2 separate regions of the Homo sapiens genome follow, and region 1 is linked to region 2. Evidence: chromatin loops called from intact Hi-C (ENCODE). Cell type or tissue: Caco-2. All regions are shown on one strand. Links, peaks and the distances in the headings refer to the core of each region. The heading gives the core; the rest is flanking DNA. Region 1 has its middle 68 kb from the start of AGTR1. Region 2 overlaps LOC105374150 (a long non-coding RNA gene).

Region 1 (12,414 bases), core at 1,782-9,781, 170 kb before region 2:
TTGAGCACATTTTTATGTGTCTAATTGTCATTTGTATGTCTTCTTTTGAGAAATGTCTGCTTAGATCTTTTGCCCATTTTTAAATTGGATTGTTAGATTTTTTTCCTATAGAGTTGCTTGAGCTCCTTATATATTCCGGTTATTAATCCTTTTTCAGATGGATGGTTTGCAAATATTTTCTCCCATTCTGTGGGTTGTCTCTTCACTTTATTGATTGTTTCATTTGCTGACCAGAAGCTTTTTAGTTTGATGTGATCCCATTTGTCCATTTTTGCTTTGGTTGCCTTAGTTTATTTTGTTTTGATTTTTGTATATGGTGAGAGATAGGGGTCTAGTTGCATTCTTCTGCATGTGGATATCCAGTTTCCCCAGCACTGTTTATTGAAGGGGCTGTCTGTTTCCCTGTGTATGTTCTTGGGATCTTTGTGGAAAATGAGTTCACCGTAGATGTACAGATTTATTCCTGTGTTCTCTATTCTGTTCCATTGGTCTACGTGTCCATGTTTATGCCAGTACAACACTGCTTTGGTTACAGTAGCTCTGTAGAATAATTTAAAGTTAGGTAATGTGATTCCTCCACTTTTGTTCTTTTTGCTCAGGGTGGCTTTGGATATTTTGGGTCTTCTGTAGCTCCACATAAATTTTAGGATTATGTTTTCTATTTCTGCAAATAGTATCATTGGTATTTTGATAGGGATTGCACTGAATCTATGTATTGCTTTGGGTGATATGGACATTTTAACAATATTGATTCTTCCAATCCATGAACATGAAATATTTTTCAATGTTTTTGTGTGATCTTCAACTTATTTTATCAGTGTTTTATAGTTTTCACTGTAGAGAACTTTCACTTCTTTGGTTAAGTTTATTAGTAGATATTTTATTTTGTTTGTAGCTTTTATAAATGAAATTACCTTCTTGATTTCTCTTTCAGATTATTAGCTGTTGGCATATAGAAATGATGCTGGTTTTTATATGTTGATTTTGTATCCTGTGATTTTACTGAATTTATCAGTTCTAACAGTGTTTTGATGGAGGGTTTAGGTTTTTCCAAACATAAGATTATATCTGCACACATCTAAATTTGACTTCTTCCTTTCCAATTTACTTGCCTTTTATTTCTTTCTTCTGTCTGATTGCTCTAAGAAGGACTTCCAGTACTATGTTGAATAACAATGGTGAAACTGGGCATACTTATCTTGTTCCGGATCTTAGAGGAAAGGCTTTCAGTTTTTCTGTGTTCAGTACAATACTAGCTGTGGGTTTGCCATATATGCCTCTCATTGTGTTAAGGTATGTTTCTTCTGTACCCAGTTTTTTGAGGGTTTTTATCATGAAGGGATGTGGAATTTTATCAAATGCTTTTTCAGCATCAATTGAGATGATCATATGGATTTGCCTTTCATTCTGTTGATATGACGTATCATGTTGATTGATTTGCATGTTGATTGATTTGCATATATTGAACCATCCTTCTATCTCTGGGATGAATCCTAGTTGGTCATGGTGGACGATCTTTGCAATGTGTTATTGAATTCAGTTTGCTAGTATTTTGTTGGGTATTTTTGCAATGTTCTTCAGAGATATTGGCCTGTAGATTTCTTGTTTTGATGTATCTTTGCCAGGTTTTGGTATCAGGGTAATACTGGCCTTACAGAATGAGTTAGGAAATATTCCCTCTTCTTCTATTTTTTTGAATACTTTGAGTAGTTGATACTAGTTTTTCTTTAAATGTTTGGTAGAATTCAGCAGAGAAGCCCATTGGGTCTGGGCTTTCCTTTGCTGGGAGTCTTTTTACTATAGCTTTATCTTGTTACTTGTTATTAGTCTGTTCAAGTCTTGAATTTCTTCATGGTTCAATCTTGGTAGCTTGTATGTGTCTAGAAATTTATCCATTTTTTCTAGGTTTTCCGATTTATTGGCACATAGTTGCTCATAGTAGTCTCTAATGATCTTTTGAAGTTCTGCAGTATTGGTGTAATGCCTCTTTTTCATCTCGCATTTTATTTATTTGGGTCTTCTCTCTTTTTTTTTCTTTGTCTGGCTAAAGGTTTGTCAATGTCATTTACCTTTTCAATAAAGCAACTTTTTATTGATCTTCTGTATTTGTTTTTTCATTTCAATTTTATATATTTTTGCTCTGATCTTTATAATTTATCTTCTACTAATTTTGGGTTTGTTTGCTCTTGCTTTTCTAGTTCTTTAAGATGCATTATTGGGTTGTTTATTTGCAGTTTTTCTACTTTTTTGATGTTGGTGCTTGTTTTTATAACCTTTTCTCTTGGTACTGCTTTTGCTGTATTCCATAGGTTTTGATATGTTGTGTTTCCATTTTCATTTGTTCCAAGAAATTTTTTAATTTTCTTGTTAATTTCTTCATTGATCCACTGGTCATTCAGGACCATATTGTTTAATTTCCATGTGTTTGTTGTTTTCATAGTTTCCAAAATTCCTGTGTTATTGATTTTTAGTTTTATTCCACTGTGGTCAGAGAAAATGCTTGATAATATTTCAACTGTTTTTTGAATATTTTAAGATTTGTTTTGTTACCTAACATATGCTCCATCCTTGAGAATGACCAATGTGCTGAGGAGAAGAATGTGTATTTTGTAGCCATTGGGTGAAATGTTCTGTAAATATCTATTAGATCCATTTGGTCTATAATGCAGATCAGGTCCAATGTTTCTTTGTTGGATTTCCATCTGGATGATCTGTCCAACACTGGAAGTGGGGGTGTTGAAGTCTGCAACTATCATTATATTGGGACATAGTCTGTCTATCTCTAATAATATATGCTTTACATATATGAGTGTTCCAGTGTTGTGTGCACATATGTTTACAATTGTTATATTCTATTGCCGAATACCCTCTTGACTACTTTATCATCATATAGTGACCTTTTTTTTCAAAATCTATTTTATCTATATACATATAGCTGCTCCTGCTCCTTTTTGGTCTCCACTTACATGGAATATCTTTTCCCATCCCTTTATTTTCAGTATATGTGTGTCTTTATAGGTAAAATGTGTTTCTTGTAGGCAAAAGGTTATTGTGTCTTTTTTTTAATCCATTCAGCCACTCTATCTCTTTTGATTGGAGAGTTTAGTCCATTTACGTTCGCTATTATTATTGACAACTAATGACTTACTACTGCTATTTTGTTATGTGTGTTTTAGTTTTTTTGCGGTCTTCTCTTTCTCTCTTCCTTCCTGTCTTCCTTTTTGTGAAAGTGATTTTGTCTAGCATATTTTAATTTCTTGTTTTATATATTTTTGTGTATCTGTTGTAGGTTTTTAGATTTGAGGTTACCATCAGTCTTGCATATAACATATTACCTATTATTTTAAACTCATGACAACTATGATTGCAAAAACAAACAAACTAATAAACAAACAAGGAGAAAACTAACTCTCCTTTAGAGAGAAAACTAACTAAACTCTATACTTTAACTTCATCTCCCCTGCCTTTAACTTTTTGTTGTTTCTATTGATATCTTATTACACTGTCTGTGTCTTAAAAACTTGTTGTAGCTATTATTTTTGATAGGTTTGTCTTTTAGTCTTTCTACTCAATATGAGTAGTTTACACAAGACAATTACAGTGTTATAATCATCTGTATTTGTCTGCATATTTACAGTTATCAGTGAGTTTTATACCTTCAGATGATTGCTCATTCACAGCCTTTCTTTTCTAATGGAAAAACTTACTTTAGCATTTCTTGTAGGATAGGTCTGGTTTTGGTGAAATCTCTTAGCTTTTGTTTGTCTGGATAAGTCTTTATTGCTCTTTCATGTTTGAAGGATATTGTTGCTGGATATAATATTCTAGGATACAAGTTTTTTCCTTCAGCACTTTAAATATATCATGCTACTCTCTCCCAGCCTATAAGGTTTTTACTGAGAAATCTGCTCTGCTGGAAAATCTATTTGAGCTCCTTTTTATGTTGTTTCTTTTCTCTTGCTGCTTTTCAGATCTTTTCTTCATTCTTCTCCTTTGGGAATTTGATTATTAAGTGTCTTGAGGTAGCCTTATTTGGGTTCAATCTGCTTGGTGTTCTATAACCTTCTTGTACTTGAATATTGGTATCTTTCTCTAGGTTTGGAAAGTTCTCTATTATCATCCCTTTGAATAAACTTTCTACCTTGACCTCTCTCTCTACCTCCTCTTTAAGGACAATAACTCTTAGACTTTCCCTTTGAGACTATTTTCTATGCCCTGTAGGTGTGCTTCATTCTTTTTTATTCTTTTTTTCTTTTTTCTTCTCTGTGTATTTTTAAACAGCCTTTCTTCAAGCTCACTGATTCTTTTTTCTGCTTGACCAATTCTGCTATTAAGAGACTCTGATGCATTCTTCAGTATGTCAACTGCATTTGTCAAGTCCAGAATTCATGCTTGACTTTTAAAAATTATTTTAATCTCTTTGCTAAATTTATTTGATAGGATTCTGAATTCCTTTTCTGTGTTATTTTGGCTTTCATCAAGCTTTCTCAAAACAGAAACAGAATTCTCTCTCTGAAAAGGCACATATTCCTGTCTCTCCTGTATCAGTAACTGGTGCCTTATGTAGTTCATTTGGTGGCGTCATTTTCCTGGATTATCTTGATGCTTGTGGATGTTCATCAATGTCTGGGCATTGAAGAGTTAGATATTTATTCTAATCTTTGCAACCTGGGCTTGTTTTACCCATCTTTCTTGTGAAGTATTAAAAGGGAATTTAGTGTTGTGATCTAAGTCTTTGGTCACTGCAGCCATACATGCATTAGGGGGCACTCCAAGCCTAGTAACGCTGTGACTTTTGCAGACTCATAAAGGTACCACCCTGGTGGTCTTGTATAAGACTGGAGAGAATTGCCTGGATTATCAAGCAAAGTCTCATGTTCTCTTCCATTACTTTCCCCCCAAAAAAACAATCTCTCTTTCCATACTGAGCTGCCTGGAGTTGAGGGAGGGGAGTTCCAAGCACTCCCATGACCACCACTGCTGGGACTATACTGGGTTACACTGGAACCTAGCAAAGTACTGAGTATCGCCCAAGGCCTTTAATGACTATTTACTGGCTACTGCTGATGTTTATTCGAAGCCCAAGGGCTAGTCAGCAGGTGACGAATCCTGCCAGGACTGGGTCTTTCCTTTCAGTGCAGCAAGTTCCCTCTGGCCCAGAGTGAGTATAAACGTGCCATGTAGGAGCTAGGGTCTGCAATTGGGATCTTTAGGAATTTGCTTGGTGCTTTATTTGACTGTGGCTGTGCTGGTTCTCGGACTACAAGACAAAGTCCCCTATAATTTTTTCTCTCCTTTCCTTAAGCAGAAGGAGTCTCTGTCTGTGGTCACCATTGCCCCAGTTCCATGGCAACTAAGGGCTGCCTACTGCTGATGTTTATTAAAGGTCCATGTGCTCTTTAGTCAGCAGGTGATGAGTCCTGCCAGGCCTGGGTCTCTCCCCTCAGGGCAGCAAGTTCCTTTCTAGCCTCAGGTGGGTCTAGAAATGACCTCAAGTAGTTAAGTCCTGGAATTGGGTACTTTAGGAGTCTACTGGGCACTTTACTGTGGCTGAGCTTGTACTCAAGTTGTAAGACAAAGTCCTTTTTACTCTTTCCTCTGCAAAAGCAGAAGGAGTCTTTTCCTGTGGCCACCACAGCTGGGAATGTGCTAGGTTACATCGGAAGCCAACACAGTACTGGGTCTTGCTCAAGGCCCGAGGAGACAGCTGCCTGGCTACCACTGTTGTTTATTCAAGGCTCAAGGGCTCTTTAGTCAGCAGGTGGTAAATTCTGGCAGGACTGGGTCCCTCCCTTCAGGTGGGGTGAAATCCCTTCTGGCCCAAAGTGGGTGTAGAAATTTCCAGGAGCCGGCCAGGCACGGTGGCTCACGCCTGTAATCCCAGCATTTTGGGAGGCCAAGTCGGGCGGATCACGAGGTCAGGAGTTTGAGACCAGCCTGATCAATATGGTGAAACCCCGTCTCTATAAAAAATACAAAAATTAGCCAGGTGTGGTGGTGCATGCCTGTAATCCTAGCTACTCAGGAGGCTGAGGCAGGAGAATCACTTGAACCCAGGAGGCAGAGGTTGCAGTGAGCTGAGATGGTGCCACTGCACTCCAGCCTGGGTGACAGAGCGGGACTCTGTCTCAAAAAAAAAAAAAAAAAGAAAGGGTTGATGCAGGCACTCCCTTGGTTACCCCAGCTGGTCTCACTGGGTCATGCACATCCCAAGTGCACTGGCTCTAAGCCCAGCACAGCACCAGGACTTGTGCAGGAATTATAGTCCTTATGGCCTAGATGGCTTTTCAAGTTTATTTAGGACCCAGAGTATTTCAGCCATAGTGGTGGGGCTAGATGAACTCAGGGTTTTGACCGCTGGGGTAAATGATTCCCCTCTGGTTAGGGCTGGTCTAAATGCTCACTCCATGGGCACCAGCTGAATTTTGCCCTTTGTTGCTTTCTGCTATGACAGTTTGCACTGAATTCCATTGCAAAGTCCCATAATCACTTTGCTTTTCCTCCCCCAAGCACACAGATTCTCTCTCCATACCATGTGGCACTGCCAGGAGACGAAGGAGGATTGGTGTAGTTGATTAAAGACTGTCTTTCCTACCTTCTTCAGCACCTTTTTCCTTGCTATGATGTTAAAACCACGTACTGTGATTGCTCACCTGATTTTTGGTTCTTATGAAGGTGTTTTCTTGTGTGGAGAGATGTTTAATTTGGTGTTCCTGCAGGGGTAGGAGATGGTGATTGTTGGAGGTTCTATTTGGGCATCTTGCTGCACCTCCTTCCTCCAGTCCTTTTCTATTAAGGCCTTTTACTGATTGGATGAGGCCCATCCACATTATGGAATGTAATCTGCTTTACTCAAAGTGTACTGATTTAAATGTTAACTTCATCTAAAAAATACCTTCACAGAAACATCTAGAATAATGTTTTTCCAAATATCTAGCAAAAGTGACACATAAACTCAACCATTTCATATTCCATTGTATGGATATACCACCATTTGTTTATCCATCTATCTGGTGATGGAATTTGAGGTGTTTTTGGTTTTTGGCTACTACAAATAAAATTTACGTGAACATTTGTGTACAAGTCCTTATATGAACATGTACCATCATTTGTATCATGAAAATACCTAGAAGTGGGATTGTTGGGTCATATGGTAAAAGAGTAAGTTTATAACAAACCACCACACAATTTTCCAAAGTGACTGTACAATTTTACATCTTGAATACAATATATGAAATACCAGTTGCTCCACATCCTTGCCAACACTTGGTATTATCAGTCTGTTATAATTTTAGCCATTGTAGTAAAGTTTCAGTGGCATCACATGATGGTTTTAATTTGCATTTCTTGAATGACTAGTGTCAAGCTCATTTCATATACCCACTTTCTACTTGAGTTGTTTTCTTCCTTTTGAGTTTCAAGAGTTCTCTATAAATTGTGAATACTAAGTATTTGTCAGATATATGTATTACGAATATTTTCTTGCAGTTTGGGCTTACCTTTTAGTTTTCTTGATGGTGCCTTTGGAAGTGCTAAAGTTTTTAATTTTGGTAAAGTCCAATTTACTGTTTTAAAAAATGGCTTGTGCTTTTTATTTTCTAAGATTTACTTGCTTAACTCAAAGTCATGGAGATTTTCTCATTTTTTCTTCTAAAAGTTTTATAACTTTTGGCTTTTAAATTTAGTTACATAATCCATTTTGAGTTTTTAAAAATGTATGTTTCGAGGTAAGGGTCAAAGTTCATTTTTTCCTTGTGGATATCCAGTTCTTCCAGTGTCATTTTTTGAACAGACTATCATTCTTTATTGAATTACCTTGGCATCTCTGTTCAAAGTCAATTAATCATATATGTGTATATGTCCACTTCTGGACTCTTTTGTGTTCCATTAATCTATATGTCCTTCATTATGGTAATACTATACTCTCAATTACATTTATCTATATATTTTTAAACTGTATGGGCACATGTGTCTGATTTGCACCCTAATACAAGTTTCTATGTGTTTTATATTATTTTATATTATCTAATACATTCTACTTCTTAGTACAATTTATCTTGGCTTCCTAGATAAGAAGAAACATGATCCTTTATGATTTAATGAATGCAAACCCTATTACTACCTCTGAGAAACTGAGAATACCTCTATCACACTTAAACAGAAAATTGAGTTCCTGAACAATTTGAATAAAAGTAGGAAGGCAGAAATACACAGAAGGAAAGATAAAGAAATTATTGGGCCAGGCGCGGTGGCTCATGCCTGTAATACCAGCACTTTGGGAGGCTAAGGCAGGAGGATGACTTCAGGTCAAGAGTTCGAGACCAGCCTGGCCAACCTGGTGAAACCCAGTCTCTATTAAAAATAAAAAAAATTAGCTGGGCACGATGGCAGGCACCTGTAATCCCAGCTACTTGGGAGGCTGAGGCATGATAATTGCTTGAACCAGGAGGCAGAGGTTACAGTGAGCTGAGATTGTACCATTGCACTCCAGCCTGGGTGACCGAGCAAAACTATGTCTCAAAAAAAAAAAAAAAGAAAGAAAAGAAGAAAATTATTGAACATGTACTCCATGCCATGTGTCTTTCCAGACACTGCTTCACAGTACCCCTGTGAAGTAAGTAGTATTATTTTTATTTTTCAGAGGGGAAAACAGAGTTCTAGAGGTTAAGTAACTTGCCCAAAGTCATTCAGTGTTTTTAAAATAGCTTTACTGAAATATAAATCACATCATAAAATTCATTCATTTACGTTGTTCAACTCAATGGTTTTGAGTATATTGGCAAGGTTGTACCAACACCACACTCTAATTTTAGAACATTTTCATCATCTCCCAAAGAAACTCCACACTTATTAGCAGGTATGCTCATTCTTCCCCCATCTAAACTGTTCACCCCTCCATCTCCCTTGTTGTACCTCCCCCGCCACCCCACTAAGCAGCTAAGCTACTTTCTGTCTCTATCAGTTTACCTATTCTGGACATTTTGTATAAATGGGATCATACAACATGTAGTGTTTTTGACTTATTTTACTTAGGGTATGTTTTCAAAGTTCATCTATGTTGTAGTATGCATAAGTATTTCATTCCTTTTTATTGCTGAATAATATTCCATTATATGGACATATTACATTTTGTTTATTCATTCATCAGTGAATGGAAATTTGGTTGTCTCCATTTTGGGGGTATTATGAATAATGCTGTCATAAACATTTGTGCACAAGTTTTTATGTAGACATGTTTTATTTCCTTTGGGTATATACGTGGGAGTGGAATTGGTGGATCATATGGACTTAGAGATTAAACCCTGGTTTGCCTGACTTCTCATTACTGAAGACTGCTTTTCCTTATGATTTATTTATGTGAAAGGACTACCTACTGAGATTTTAAGTTCTACTTTGTCTTGCTTCTATTAGAAATTGAATGAATAAAAAGTAATTATTTCCCTTCTGACCTTCACATTACCCAACATATCACCTTTAGAATACAGCCTTGACAATTTGTTCCTGGACCCCTTGTCCCAAGGGAAATTAAAGCTGCTTTATATTTTAAAGCCAATGAACAAGCTCAAAGCAGGACTTCTGAGGAAAAGATGAGGTGAAGGGAAAGAGATTGGAGAATGGAGAGTTTGGGGTGGGTGGTTTTTATGAGATAATGGAGATGTATTTTCTAAATGGAGGAAACAGTTGTGTGTATTCGTTGGGAGGATACTGAGGAGCAGTGGGTGAGAGTTCACCATGGCGGTGGAGAGGTGTCAAGGGCATCTCTGTGATCTGTCTGGAGATACAGTGAGGGACCAGCAAGTAACAATGCTATTGAATTGTAAATGAGGTTGCAGTGAAGGTGATGACCAGCAAGGATTAGGTCCATTGCCTGGTCTCCCGGAACGACATAAATTCCCAGGGTCCACATATAATTTTGGAGATGACATCCTCAGTAATGACAATGACTGGACCAATCCTGTCAAACCCTGATGGGCGCAGCCATATTGATTTAGGACAAAAAGACTTGACTAAAGTGTAAAAAGGGCCTGTTTTATATCTACTTTAGTTTATCAAGGATGCCAAGTTATGTATCTAAGATACATAAACCATCATTAGATTTCTAAAGAGGATAAATAACACTATTTTTTGACCATATAATTGTCCTTATTTTTAATAAGTGACAATTAAGAAGGGAATTTCCCTGAGCCTTAAAGAAAATGGTTATCAATATAAGGTCCATCTGATATTCCATGATGTCTGGATGAGAAAATTGGCGGCCATAGTCATTACTCTTTCTCCTGTGTCACCGGAAAGCTGATTTTAAAACAGGAAATGCTTATGAAACTTGGTCAGCAGTAGACATGTAACAAGTTATAACAAGATGATCACAACTTTGAATGACTTTTTCCCTCTTTAAAAGTTCATTTTGGCCTCTATGTTTTCCACACATCTGATTATAGCTATATGTGTGTGTATATAAATGTTTGAGAAGAAATCATAGCCATTTATTGATTGCCTACTAGTTCTTGGTACTTACTGGATGCATCACATAAACTATTTCTTCTGATCTTCATAATGAAAGTTTTTGGTGGATATTGTCTTCATGTTTTTATTGATGAAAAACAGTGGCTCAGAAGATCAAGGTTATATATTATATACAGCATGTAATAATATATAATGTAATATATAATAATATATGTCCCCCAAACTACCTTTTGATCTTAGTCTTGCCACCATGGTTTGCTCTGAGAATTATTAACAAATTTCAAATTATACTACTGAATACCTGCTATGTGCCAGGCACTAGGGTTAGTGTGTCAGGGATAGAGCAATTCTGAGCTGACTTCTTTTATGTTATCATATAAATTTTAACTGTCATCTAATATTTTCCTCTTGGCTACTTGTTTCTTCCTTCTCATCTCCCTGTTTATATCCTGTCAATACCACCACGTTTTTAATAGTGTCCTGACAGTCCACTTCCTGTTCAAGATGTTCTAGTAAAACAAGTTATATATGACATAAAGCAAATAAAGAAAAACATCAAAGAGGTAGTGAAAATTTAGCATTGCATTCACCAGCCTCCCTGGGAACAGCTGAGTGTGAACATGGACCACAGTTTAAGGTTTAAGAAGATTTAGGGAGGAAAAAGTGGTTTAAAGAGAAAAATAATTCACCACATTAAGCACCATGTGGACATATGGACATTTTATGCCAAAACAAATAGAAACTTATAAGAGCTTTAAAACAAGGCCTTAACATAATAAAATGAAGTTGTGTAAATATTTGCAAAGCAGCTTGATGCTAGATTTAATAGTTTGAAAGTTCCGGAATTTTTTAGGAAATTAACCCCAAGCTTAGTCTACTCGAAATCACGTAGATTTATCACCTTTCTTCCAAACATGGGAATGGATGATACTTATTACTTATTTAGATTTTGGTAAAAGATATAAGCAACTCGGAGGAATAAACCAAAAACGTGAAAATGGGACACCAGTTCTCAGCAGGCTGAACTTCATTTCTAAACTGTATAAACACAAAAAATAAATTAAAAAAAGGCAAGTCAAAACAAAAAGTCTCAAGTGCAAAAAATAAATAAATAAATAAAAATAAAACAAAACCAGACACCATGTAAGGTATTTTTTCCTTCCATTCTAAATATTTCTGTGGGGTAAATCAGCTTGAAGGAATTCAAGTTCTGTTTTCATTTTTTTTTTTAACCACTTACATTGCCTGACCTAGGGATTCATACCTTGCCTGACTTAGCATCAAAATCTTGAACATAGAATGGGCACTTGATGACTATATCCCTATTTGAAGAGTACTGTAAATATTAAATGCAGACTGAGACCAAATGCTCTGAATGGGGTTGCAGATAAAGAATAATTATATCTGAACTTGTTTATTTTTTGTGGTGGGTGTAATTAAATTTTAACTCATGTATCATTGTGTATCAGGAATGAAGGAATATATTAGTGCTGACTGCTTCAAAAGAAATGCTTAAATCCTGATGTTCAAACTGCTCTGTTTTCAGCAATTCTCATATTGTCATTCTTTTTCATGTTTCTTTTTCATTAGTAGATACGTTTTATAGAAATTTAAATGTAAATACCTCATTTTCATATAGCATTGCTTTAATCCCTCATTTGAATGTACAACTCTTTTTCATTTTATAATTTCTTATACACATTTTCTTTATGGTTTCTTTCTTAAGTAAAAAAAATGTATTGAAATAATCCAGGTCTAGATTGTTAATACATGAGTTTTCCTACCTATGTAGAGTGTATCACATATGTATTTTTTCCCAGCAAGTTAATACAGTAAAGTGTTTTGGGAATAATCAACCAAGGCTGAGGTCTACTATGTAAGTTTGTTATTTTATTTACTAATATTTTAATATACATTGGATTTTATTTCTTTTCCACTGTTGACCTGTTC
Region 2 (12,414 bases), core at 1,850-9,849:
ATCCAGCACATTTTTCAACAACAGCCCCTAGAATACATCGGGGCACCTGAGGTTGTGCTTGAAACAAAATAGGCATTCAATATCTACAGACTGGCATCAATATTGACACTTACAGACTAACAGAATGACTGACTGGTTAGATATCTAATCACTTGCAGTGCTCTCATCAAGCCCATGATGGATTAATTCACACTCCTATTCTTTTGCATATGCTTTCTCTCTGGTCAGAGTCTTGTCTAGCTGAGTCATTAAGGTAAGAAGAAAATGAAGAGGAAAGAGGGGAGAAATAGCCAACATGTACCAAGAACCTGCTGAGCCAGGTACTGTGCCAAGCACTTTAATTAGTTAATTTAAGCTCACAATAACCAAATGAGGCAGGAACCATTATCATCCCCTTTTGACAATATAGAAAACTGAAACCAGGAGATCAATGAACTTTCCCACAGTTACACAACTAGTGTGGAAATTGGACTTAATTTCTATCTGTATGACTATAGCTCTCAAGCTATTAGGTTGGTGCAAAAGTAATTGCGGTTTTTGACTTTTTTTTTTTTTAAGGCAAAAACCACAATTACTGTTGCACCAATATAATGATAACCTTCAATCATTCTAACTTATTTAGCTAGCGAATGCAAACTGGTTTTACAAAATCTTTGCAGCTAACCATTTCTCCAAGGAGTAGAGCCTGGCATGACAGACATTTCAATGTTTCCCCTTTGTGCAGAGTTAGATGAGATTATTACTATGTGACTATTCCGATTTGTGTTTTTCCTGTTCCTTGAAGGCATGGATGATGTCATCTTGTCTCCTGTGCCTGGATATTTCCTGAGTCCTAGTTGAATAAGTGAGTGAATGTTCTTATTGTACAAATTTTTATCACAGTTATCATATGCATTGCAGCTATTTATTTTATAATCTTATAATCTTTTTTCCTGGCCTTCCTTCTGATGTTGTTCAGAAACATCTGCCAAATGAATGAAAGAATGAAAAAGTGAAGTTATGAATAAACACAAGTGATTGTGGTATGGAAGGCTTGTTTCCAAATCTTACTTGCCAGACTCTTAAAAATTTATTTGTTCTTATCTGTCTGAATAATTCCAACTCAAATGTCAAGACTCAAGATATGCATCTTTTCCTCAGAAAATGCCACCGTCCCCAATATTTACACCCAGGGTACACCCAGACTGACAGAGAGAAAAGGCTCATTGTTGGAGCTTCTATCTCTGACCAGAGCTGGATGATGGCACTTCCCATGCTGTAATGCAACACTTTATTTTGGTCTAGGTCTCCTGATAGGCTAAGACCTAGAGACTAATATTTTATTTAACTGTATGTCTTTAATATGTAGTATATTTCTTAGTATGCAGCCAACAGTTATTGACTATTAACTGCTATTTGTTGAATGAGTGAGTCATTTTGTATATTTATAAATAGGGGTAGGATCCCAGAAAATTAATTAAAGGAAAAAGAAGCTAGTTAAACTTTTAGTTTATTTTTTTATTTCCCTAGGTTTTTGGGGAACAGGTGTTATTTGGTTACATGAGCAAATTCTTTAGTGGTGATTTGTGAGATTTTGGTGCACGCATCACCTGAGCAGTACACACTAAACCCAATTTGTAGTCTTTTATCCCTCACCCGCCTCCCACCCTTTCTCCTGAGTCCCCAAAGTCCATTGTATCATTCTTTTTTTCTTTTGAGACAGAGTCTCACTCTGTTGCCAGGCTGGTGTGCAGTGGTGCCATCTCGGCTCACTGCAACCTCTGCCTCCTGAGTTCAAGCAATTCTCTTGCCTTAGCCTCCCAAATAGCTGGATCTACAGGCACGCACCACCACGCCCAGCTAACTTTTTGTACTTTTAGTAGAGATGGGGTTTCACCATGCTGGCCAGGATGGTCTCGATCTCTTGACCTCATGATCCGCCCACCTTGGGCTCCCAAAGTGTTGGGATTACAGGCGTGAGCCACCGCACCTGGCCCATTGTATCATTCTTATGCCTTTGCACCCTCATAGCTTAGCTCCCACTTATGAGTGAGAACATACAATGTTTGGTTTTCCATTCCTGAGTCACTTTACTTAGAATAATAGTCTCTAGTTCCATCCAGGTTGCTGCAAATGCTGTTAATTTGTTCCTTTTTATTACTGAATAGTATTCCATTGTATATATATATATATGCCACAATTTCTTTATCCAATCGTTGATTGATGAGGATTTCAGCTGGTTCCATAGTTTTGCAATTGTGAATTGTGCTGCTATAAACATGTGTGTGCAAGTATCTTTTTTGCATGATGACTTCTTTTCCTTTAGGGAGATACCTAGTAGTGGGATTGCTGAATCAAATGGTAGTTCTACTTCTAGTTCTGTAAGGAACCTCCACACTGTTTTCCATAATGGTTGTACTAGTTTACATTCCCACCAGCAGTGTGGAAGTGTTCCCTTTTCACTGCATCCATGCCAACATCTATTTTATTAATTTTTTTTTTATTATGGCCATTCTTGCAGGAGTAAGGTGGTATTGCATTGCAGTTTTGATTTGCATTTCCCTGATCATTAGTGATAGTGAGCATTTTTCACGTTTGTTGGCCATTTGTATACCTTCTTTTGAGAATTGTCTATTCATGTCCTTAGCCCACTTTTTGATGGGACTGTGTGTTTTTTTCTTGCTGATTTGTTTGAGTTCATTGTAGATTCCGGATATTAGTCCTTTGTCAGATTTATAGATTGTGATGATTTTTTCTCCCACTCTGTAGGTTGTCTGTTTACTCTGCTGACTGTTCCTTTTGCGTGCAGAAGCTGTTTAGTTTAATTAAGTCCCATCTATTTATCTTTGTTTTTGTTGCATTTGCTTTTGGGTTCTTGGTCATGAAGTCTTTCCTGAGGCAATGTCAAGAAGGGTTTTTCCAATGTTATCTTCTAGAATTTTTATAGTTTCAGGTCTTAGATTGAAGCCCTTGATCCAACTTGAGTTGATTTTTGTATAAGGTGAGAGATGAGGATCCAGTTTCATTCTTTGACATGTGGCTTGCCAATTATTCCAGCACCATTTGTTGAAGATCAGTTGACTGTAGGTATTTGGGTTTATTTCTGGGTTATTTATTGTGTTTGATTGGTCTATGTGCCTATTTTTATACCACTATCATGCTGTTTTCATTACTTTGGCCTTGTAGTATAGTTTGAAGTCAGGTAATGTAATGCCTCCAGATTTGTTTGTTTTGCTTAGTCTTGCTTTGGTTATGCAGGTTTTTTTTTGTTGGTTCCATATGGATTTTAGGATTGTTTTTTCTAGTTCTGTGAACAATGATGGTGGTATTTTGGTGGGAATTGCATTGAATTTGTGATTGCTTTTGGCAGTATGTTCATTTTCACAATACTGATCCTACCTATCCATGAGCATGGGATGTGTTTCCATTTGTTTGTGTCATCTGTGATTTCTTTCAGCAGTGTTTTGTAGTTTTCCTTGTAGAGGTCTTTCAACTCCTTGGTTGTATATTCCTAAGTATTTTATTTTATTTTATTGCAGCTATTGTAAACGGAGTTGAGTTCTTGATTTGATTCTCAGCTTGGTTGCTATTGGTGTATAGCAGAGCTACTGATTTGTGTACATTAATTTTGTATCCTGAAACTTTGTTGAATTCATTTATCAGTTCTAGGAGCTTTTTGGAGGAGACTTTAGGGTTTTCTAGGTACATGATTGTATCATCAGCAAACAGCGACAGTTTGACTTCTTCTTTACCAATTTGGATGCCCTTTCTTCTTTCTCTTGTCTGATTGCTCGTCAAGGACTTCTAGTACTATGTTGAATAGAAGTGGTGAGAGTGGGCATCCTTATGTTGTTCCAGTCCTCAGAAGGAATGCTTTCAACTTTTCCCCATTCAGTATGATGTTGGCTGTGGGTTTGTCATAGATGGCTTGTATTACATTGTGGTATGTTCCTTGTATGCCGATTTTGCTGAAGGTTTTAATCATAAAGGGATGCTGGATTTTGTCAAATGCCTTTTCTGTGTATCTGGAAATGATCATGTGATTTTTGTTTTCAATTCTGTTTATGTGGTGTAACACGTTTATTTACTTGTGTATGTTAAACTGTCCCTGCATGATATGAAACTCACTTGATTGTGGTAGATTATCTTTTTGATATGCTGTTGGATTTGGTTAGATAGTATTTTGTTAAGGATTTTTGCATCTATGTTTATGGGGGATATTGGTCTGTAGTTTTCTTTTTTTGTTATGTCCTTTCCTGGTTTTGGCATTAGGGTGATACTGGCTTCATAGAATGAATTAGGGAGGATTCCCTCTTTCTCAGTCTTGGGAAATAGTGTCAACAGTATTGGTACCAAAGTCCATTTCACTCCCCTGCAACCTCCACTGGATCAGGTGCTGGTATCTATGGCTGAGAGACCTGAAGATGGTTCACATAATGGGACTCTGAGCAGACACCCCCCAGTACCAGCCCACGGCCTGGTAGCCCTGCGGGGTGGCTAGATCCAGAAGAGAAATAACAATCACTACAGTTCAGTTCTCAGGAATCCACGTCCCTAGGAAAAGGGCAAGAGTACTATATTAAGTGAGCACCCCGTGGGACAAAAGAATCTGAACAGCAGCCTTGAGCCCCAGACCTTCCCTCTGACATAGCCTACCCAAATGAGAAGAAACCAGAAAAACAAATCTGGTAATATGACAAAACAAGATTCTTTAACACCCCCCAAAAATCACACTAGCTCACCAGCAATGGATCCAAACCAAGAAGAAATCCCTGAATTGCCAGAAAAAGAATTCAGAATGTTGATTATTAAGCTAATCAAGGAGGCACCAGAGAAAGGTGAAGTCCAATTTAATTTTTAGTTCTTTAAGGAATCTCCACACTGTTTTCCATAATGGTTGTACTAGTTTACATTCCCATCAGCAGTGTAGAAGTGTTTGTGTGACTTGTAAGGAGGTGGAGATTGCACCTACCAGTAAACTTCCCTTTGGAAATAGTCACGTAGTGCTGTTAAAAAGTATATAATAAAAACCACTTTAGGCCAATAGTTGTAAAAATGCAACCCAAGGCTTCCAAAATGTTAGCAACAATACTCTTAAATTCCAGCAGATGGTAGTGTTGTTATAAAAATCTGCCATCCTTGGTTAGCTAAAATAAAACACATCTCACTTTTCATAAAAACACTTTTGTTCTTTTTTCCTTTGAAAAATGAAGAGAAAAGAGGGTGCCCAATAACTCTTCTTTCTAGAAGCTTTAAGTAAGAAAGAAAACTTAAAAAAAGAAAGTGGTCACTGTTGGTCCATGATAGAAGAATTATAAAAAAGTTTATTTTTCATAATTGATGGTATATAGATAGATATGGATGATATATATTATATATAAATATAAAATTTATATGAATATAATTATGTCACAGAAATGATAAAAATGATATATTGTGTGTTGGTCACTATTTATCTACATGTAATTATATGTATATAAATTGCATATATCATATACATAATTTTTTTCTGTATTTGCTGTTTAGGATTGGAGAAGGAACAATGGTCCCCTTCCCCACATCTACAACTATCAACTCTTCAAAATATGGTTAAAAAGGACTCTAATTATTTAAAAATATAATAATGTATCTTTCCATTGCTGGGGTGTCCATGTTTGTATTACCTTGAGATCAAATTCTGATAGAGTATATGGGAACATTTCTCTTTTGCCTTAGTCCAACCCCACATTTATTAGTCCAAAATTAAAATGCATATTATCTTTTGACTGATCAATGAAATGGGTACCAGTCAAAGATTACAAAGAAAGATTTCAAGAAAGACTTCAGAATATCTGAGTACTGTACAAGCAAACAAGATCTTGGTTTAGATTATTTGTTAATACTTCCTAAAGTTCAGCAATTTCTTATAGAACAACTGAATGATATCCTGAAGTAACACATATTTCTGCTGTTGTAGAAAAGGAAGATAATTTTCTCCTTAAATCTTCTTATTCTTTTTATGCTTGCATCTATTTAGTATACAAATCAAAGGGATAAAAAACTGATGTACAGACGGTCCCCAATTTACAATGGTTTGACTTGACTTTTTGACTTTATGATGGTGCAAAAACCATGCACATTCAATAGAAAGTGGTAAGACGCTCTCTTGTGATGCTGCAGCTCCCAGTCAGCCATGCCATCACGAGGGTAATCAACTGGTACTCTGTAGTGTCCTGTGTTGCCAGATGGTTTTGCCCAACTGTAGCCTAATTTAAGGTGTCTGAGCACATTTAAGGTAGCCTAGGCTAAGCTACAAGGTTAAGTAGTTTAGGTGTATTAAAGGCACTTTTAAGTTATGATATTTTCAACTTACAATGTTTATGGAGATGAAATGTTACGTTAAGTCAAGGAGCATCTGTATAAGCAGGATCATTATCCTTATATTAATGAGATCAAAAAAGAGAAGCATTCACTAAGACAATTTATTTCTTTTAGTACTATTTTCTTGATAAGGAAAAAAGACAAGAAAAGTTGACCAAATTTTTAAATATTTACATTTTATATTTTTAAAGCATATCAATTCTATACAGGCCACCTAAATATTAGACGTTCAGATAAGTGACTTCTAACATATTCTGAGGGCATTTTTATATGTATGTAAATGTGTTTATATAGACATTTACATACATATATAGACATTTACATACACATATTTATCTTTACATCTCTGAAATTAGTATTGAAATATGTGAGAAACAGGATTTGTTGTGTGTGCTCATTTTAAAAACACTGTATAACTGTGTAAAATATTTTTCATTGTGGAAAATGGTTAGATGGTATTATGTAGAATTATTTTACAGCCGGTGACATAAGGGGTGATTTTTTCAAAGAATTCTTTTACTATTTTGAAGTGTCCTTTTAAAAGAATGATACTTTTTATAACTGATAAAATAATTATTGTAATATAAAATTCAATGTCCAAAGACATTATCAGGAACACACTGATTATTGAAAAAGTAGTTTGTAAAACCTGATGTCTAATATATTAATGAAAATAAAATTTATTTTTGTTAATCTAGGTCATAACTGCTTTTGGAATATCATGAAACATATGAATGAATTTATTCCAAGTGAAAAATCATTCAGTAGAGTCAAACTATAGTGTTTTCCAAAGGAATTTCCTTTTAATGACTTGCAGATGTTGTTGTGTTTAATGTCAATAAAAAATTGAATTCAGTTTTTGGACATAAAAATTTACATGAAATACATCCCCCGAGTACATTAAGTGTTTTCATATTCATGAAAAAGACCATTTGGAAAAGAGTAAAAACAGATATTTAAAAAATTTATTACTAAAAATGTTTGTTAAATATTATAATGACTTTCCTAGAGCAATCCCTTAAATTAAAAACCTAAGAAAATAATCGATTTTATTTTAGAGAGAGAAAGTGTTTTTAGGATTGAGAAAGAAATTACTTCTTAATATTTCAAAATCCTGTACAGGTTAAGCATTCCTAATCCCAAAATTTGAAATCTGAAATGCTTCAAAATCCAAAACTTTTGAGTGCCCATTTGATGCCACAAGTGGAAATAATACAGTTGACCTCACATGATTGGTTGCAATCAAAATGCAGGCACACAACAGACTAGTGATCATGATAACAGTGATGATGAAGATGACTGACATTGTTAACACTGCAGAAAAATTATCTAGAGATGGCATGGTGAAAATGTGTGATGGGCTTATTGAAGGACTAGGGCAGTATGCATTCATCACAGAACAAGAAATCACGTAAGCTATAAAATCAAATAAATAATTCTAAGACAAAAAAATGAAAAATTAAAACAAGTTGTTAATGAGGCAGATGACATTCTGGAAGAAACATTTTAAGAAGCCATCCAATAGGATGCTTCTTCATCTTTAGAGGGCCCTCAAGTGCTTCTGATTCTTCTTCTCGCCTATCTCAAAATACAATACGATGTATAGTAACCTTCTAATCTAAACAGAGGATTGCGGGTAGAGACTGAAAGTCTGCCATTGCTTGTGGATGTTGTTTGACAGCTGATACAGGCATTCTGGTGATGACACTGTGCTGTTTGGTTACCTCAAACACATTATTTTTTTCACTGTATTAATGGTGTGTCCTCTTTTTTACAGTTAAATACCTATGTGTGAATAAGTGTAAGAAAATGATTGCTTATTAATAGCATATAAATTCAGAGTCAGGAGTGATGGTAATGCCAGAAAAAAATCTTCAGATTATCTACATGAGTGGCTGAGATAGTGACACTTTTGCTTCCTGATGAGTCAACGTACACAAACTTTGTTTCATGCTCAAATCTGTTTTAAAATATTGTAGAAAATTATCTTCAGGTTAGGTGTACAAGGTGTATATGAAACATAAATTTTGTGTTGTGACTTGGGTTCTATCCCCAAGATATTTCATTATGTATATGCAAATATTCCAAAATTTGAAAAACTCCAAAACACTTCTTGTCCCAAGCTTTTTGGATAAGGGATACTTAACATGTATTTGTTTTTTTCAATCTGCATTTTAAATTTTCTGATAAAATATATGGAAAAAACAACATCTCTAAAAAAACGCACTCCTTCTAAAGTCATAAAATTTCTATTTCAGTGTATGTTAGTAATTCAGAGAAGGTCCCTAGATGTGTGCTTCTCTAGAACTTTGCCCTTTTCTCTGTCATAATACTTGCAATTGCCTCCTCGTTTACTTACCTTGCTAGATTGCAAGTTTCTTGAAGTCAGGAACCATGACTCATTAGCTTACCATGCTATTTCAGTGCCCAGCACAATGCTAGGCCCTCAAGAAGTATTTACTAAATGAAGAATCCAGATTTTTAAAAAAAAAATTCGTGGGTATATAGTAGGTGTACATCTTTATGGGGTACATAAGATAGTTTGATACAGGCATGCAATATGAAATAAGCACATCATGAAGAATGGGGTATCTACCCCCTCAAGCATTTATCCTCTGAGTTACAATCTAATTATACCCTTTAAATCATTAAAATGTACATTTAAGTTATTATTGACTATAGTCACCCTATTGTGCTATCAAATAGTAGATCTTATTCACTCTTTCTATTTTTTTCATACCCCTTAATCATCCCCAACTCCCCCCTCCAAGGATCCAGATTTTTTACTCTCTCACCATATTTTTTTTAAAAAACCTTATTTTATTTTTTATTTCCTAAGGGTGCTAAAATTCTGAAAAATCATCCGGAAGTAATAGCATCACAATATTAGTATTTATTTAGTCATCTATCAAGTCATCCTCCCACCCCCCGAATTAGGGCATGTGGGTGAAGTCTTAGGAGCCTGCAACATTTTTTTTTCCTTTTAAAGGGGCTAGGCACACTCATACCAAGTTGCTCCTTGGCATTTTAAGTGCTATTAGCTTTAGAGTTAAGACATGCTCTAAATGAAGTACCAATTACTAGTCACTGGTTCAAAATTCAAAGGGGAAGAAGAAAGGAGTTGAGGGTGAAGTTAATAAGTAGTCTTCTGCCCTACACTCTGAATCTGCACCCTGATTTGTCCCCATTCATCTCCTCAAACCCACCCCGCCTATGAGGTCATTTCTACTCTGGAATCTGGGACAAATCGAAGGTATAAAGGAGTTTAACTATTTGTAGCTGAGTTCTCAGGGAGACTGAACCTTGAATCCATGTTTCTCTGGTTTTACTCTGACCTTTTGTTTTATTTCTAGAAAATGCAATTCTTGACTTGAGATGAATCAGTTCCCCAATTTATACTTCATTCGTGGAAACTGGGTCTTGGGCAACATCTCAGCAATTCCTTCCAATCTGAAGTTCTCTCATCTGCTGGTAACCGGTCCATTCCTATTGGCGTTCAAGCAATCACAAACACATCCTACTTTTGAGAAATGTGAGCACATGCTTCCCAGCCCCTTCCTAAAACTCTGCCTTGGATAGAAAACATATCCCTGGGTAGCTCTTTTTCTGTCATCACTTTTGCCAGATGTTGATGGCAGAATTCCTCTTTGTTTATTATTAACATCAATTCCAGGAGATGTGTTACCCTCTGTCCAGAACATGAAGTACTTGACTTGCATCTATCTTGCTTATGATTTGTATTTCATTGGCACATCGTCCAAGATGAAAAAATTCAAGCAGTATAATCATAAATATTGGCATTTCAGTCATCTGATCCCTAATTTTTTCCCTTAACATTAGGAATTGATTCCATTTACAATGATTGCTGCCTATGTAATTATTTCTTTGTAACACAATATTTTAAGAGTACATTAACTCATGCATTATGAGATTGAGTATGTCATAATTATACAAAGCAGCAACTTGATCCAAGAGTTACAAAAAAGAATGATACTACCTTTCAATTATGACTTTATCTCAGATCCATTTATTAAGTATTGTCAGACTCATGGCCTGTGGGTATCTTTATTTTGTGTCATAAATAGAAAAAGAAAAAAGCGTTCAGTTCAGAGCTCAAATCCCTTTTAGGAAAAAAAAAAATCGTACGGTAAAACTGTTTAGCATAAGAAAAACTTTTTTTAAGGCTTTACATAGTTCGTAAACAAGTGTTTATAAAGCCCCTTTTGGGCCTTTGCGACCTTCATAAAATGCCCCTGATTATCAAAGAACAAATAAATTAGGCAGGTATACTAAATTTTTCTCTTACAAAGAAACACTGGTGAAATTATGTTAAAATAAACTTGACAGGATTTCTGGATAGATGACACTTCAGTGCCAATAATGTTGTTTCTCTGATAACCTTGCTAAAAGGCTAAATTTTTCAGTAATAGATTATTCCTGACCATGATACAGATTGCATTTTTAATTTTGCAAATGTTTTTGATTGGCTACTATGACCTTGATATCACACTGGACACCAGGCTATCAGGGGTTGATACTGGCTGTAAAGTCATCACAGGTGTTTTATTTGCAGCCAACTAGTGTTCTCTTTAACTTTGATTCCTATCTAAACTAGTTGGAAAAACCCAGGATGGGAAAAACAGAAAAGAAAAAAAGAGAGAGAGAGAAAAGCGTTTTTCATGAAGAACCATTCTGCAAAGCATTCTTTATTTTTCTCTTTCCTTCTTTTGTGAAGGGGTCAACCTCAGATAAATAGATTAGATTTGATTTATTTTTTGCCATTGGTTTCTTTTTTGCTGATAACCTACAGTTCAAATCTCACAGTTTACTTTAAAAGTAAACAGGCTTCCAAATTAACCCACCTTGGGAAGGTCTTGTGATTCATGGCAACATCCTGTCCATGAGTAAAGAATCTTATCGTGAGCTTTCAAATTGTTGACGTACTGATAAATGCATAACCTACTGACACTGAAAAGGACACTGATTTATTTCTGAATTATAAAGTTTTACTGACTGTCTTGCACGTAGACATTCTAGCCTGTATGTTGCAATCTGTTTCCAAGGATTGTAACCTCTGTATTGTACCCATCAATAATAATGGACAACTCCCATATGAGGAGTCCCCCCTCCCTTCCAAGCTTTCTTATAAACGCCTTCCAACTTGTCACAGACTCCAGAACACTCCCAATTTTGTTGGTGTGTTTTCCCAGGTCAATCCTCACATTTGCCTTCCAATAAACCATTATCAAATTATTTCTGCCTCAACAGCCTTCGTTTTGGTGGACATTGCCAATGTTACTATTTTGTGAACATATTCTATTATTTATTTAACCCACACTCTATTTACTGTAATCTATGTGTGCATCAAAGTTACATAGCTTTGAGGTTGAGTCCTGTGATGTATAGCTTTTCATCTCCCCCAATTTTTTTTTTTACTTCTCTCCTTCCTCAATTACTCTTATTTTGAGGCAGATAATGGACAGATAAACTTATCTCTTCAGGTGTGTTAGAATTTTAGCATTGATGTATATGATAATTTCTATATAAGTTTTAGTTAATATATAAATTTTGCATAGTGTGAATATATTATAAGCAAGTGCTGTAGTTGGAAGTAGGAACTAGGAGGTTAAAGCCTTAGGATAAACATTTGTCACTTATAGCCAGACGAGAAAAATATTTTCTTACGAGAGATTATAAAATGAAGTTATCTTTATGTCTGTTAACACTAACATTTGTACATGTAAAAAGAGAGTTGTTTTTTAGTTTTCAAATTATAAAAACTCAACTTTTTTCAATTCATGTAAAGAATCCAGGCTCCATAAATGTTTTGCAAGATTACGTTTCTTTAAAGATAGAGATAGATAGACAGATAGATAGATAGATAGATAGATAGATAGATAGATATTTGTGTTTAAGCAAACAAATGAATAGCTTTGTAAATAGTAGTAGGCAAGGACAATTAATTAATCTCTTAATTTCTTAATTGTTCTTTCCTGCTGTGGACTTTTCCCAGTGATTTTTTATTTTAAGTAACAGTTAATTCGGTTAAATGAATTGGGTATTTTCAGCCAACAG

Evidence for each region. A loop is a pair of places that touch in the nucleus more often than their neighbours do. Peaks named below come from ENCODE experiments on the same cell type or tissue, not always from the same donor. Only the 100,000 strongest peaks of a DNase experiment are listed, where the experiment ranks them.
Region 1: a loop joins it to region 2, with 9 times the contacts of the local background. A loop is called at or near these places in 3 of 110 quality-filtered maps.

The regions. Positions count from the first base shown.
Region 1 is chr3:148,624,074-148,636,487 of GRCh38, reverse strand. No RefSeq gene overlaps it. Among named protein-coding and RNA genes, the nearest start is that of AGTR1, 68 kb to the left of the region's middle. In Caco-2, for the core only: a CTCF peak has its summit at 4,783; no DNase peak of the experiment used is centred there.
Region 2 is chr3:148,452,810-148,465,223 of GRCh38, reverse strand. It overlaps LOC105374150 (a long non-coding RNA gene), which reads left to right. Exons shown (of 7, transcript XR_924571.2): 1 at 1-320; 2 at 785-844; 3 at 9,693-9,871. Among named protein-coding and RNA genes, the nearest start is that of LINC02046, 180 kb to the right of the region's middle. In Caco-2, for the core only: a CTCF peak has its summit at 5,070 (motif pointing right); no DNase peak of the experiment used is centred there.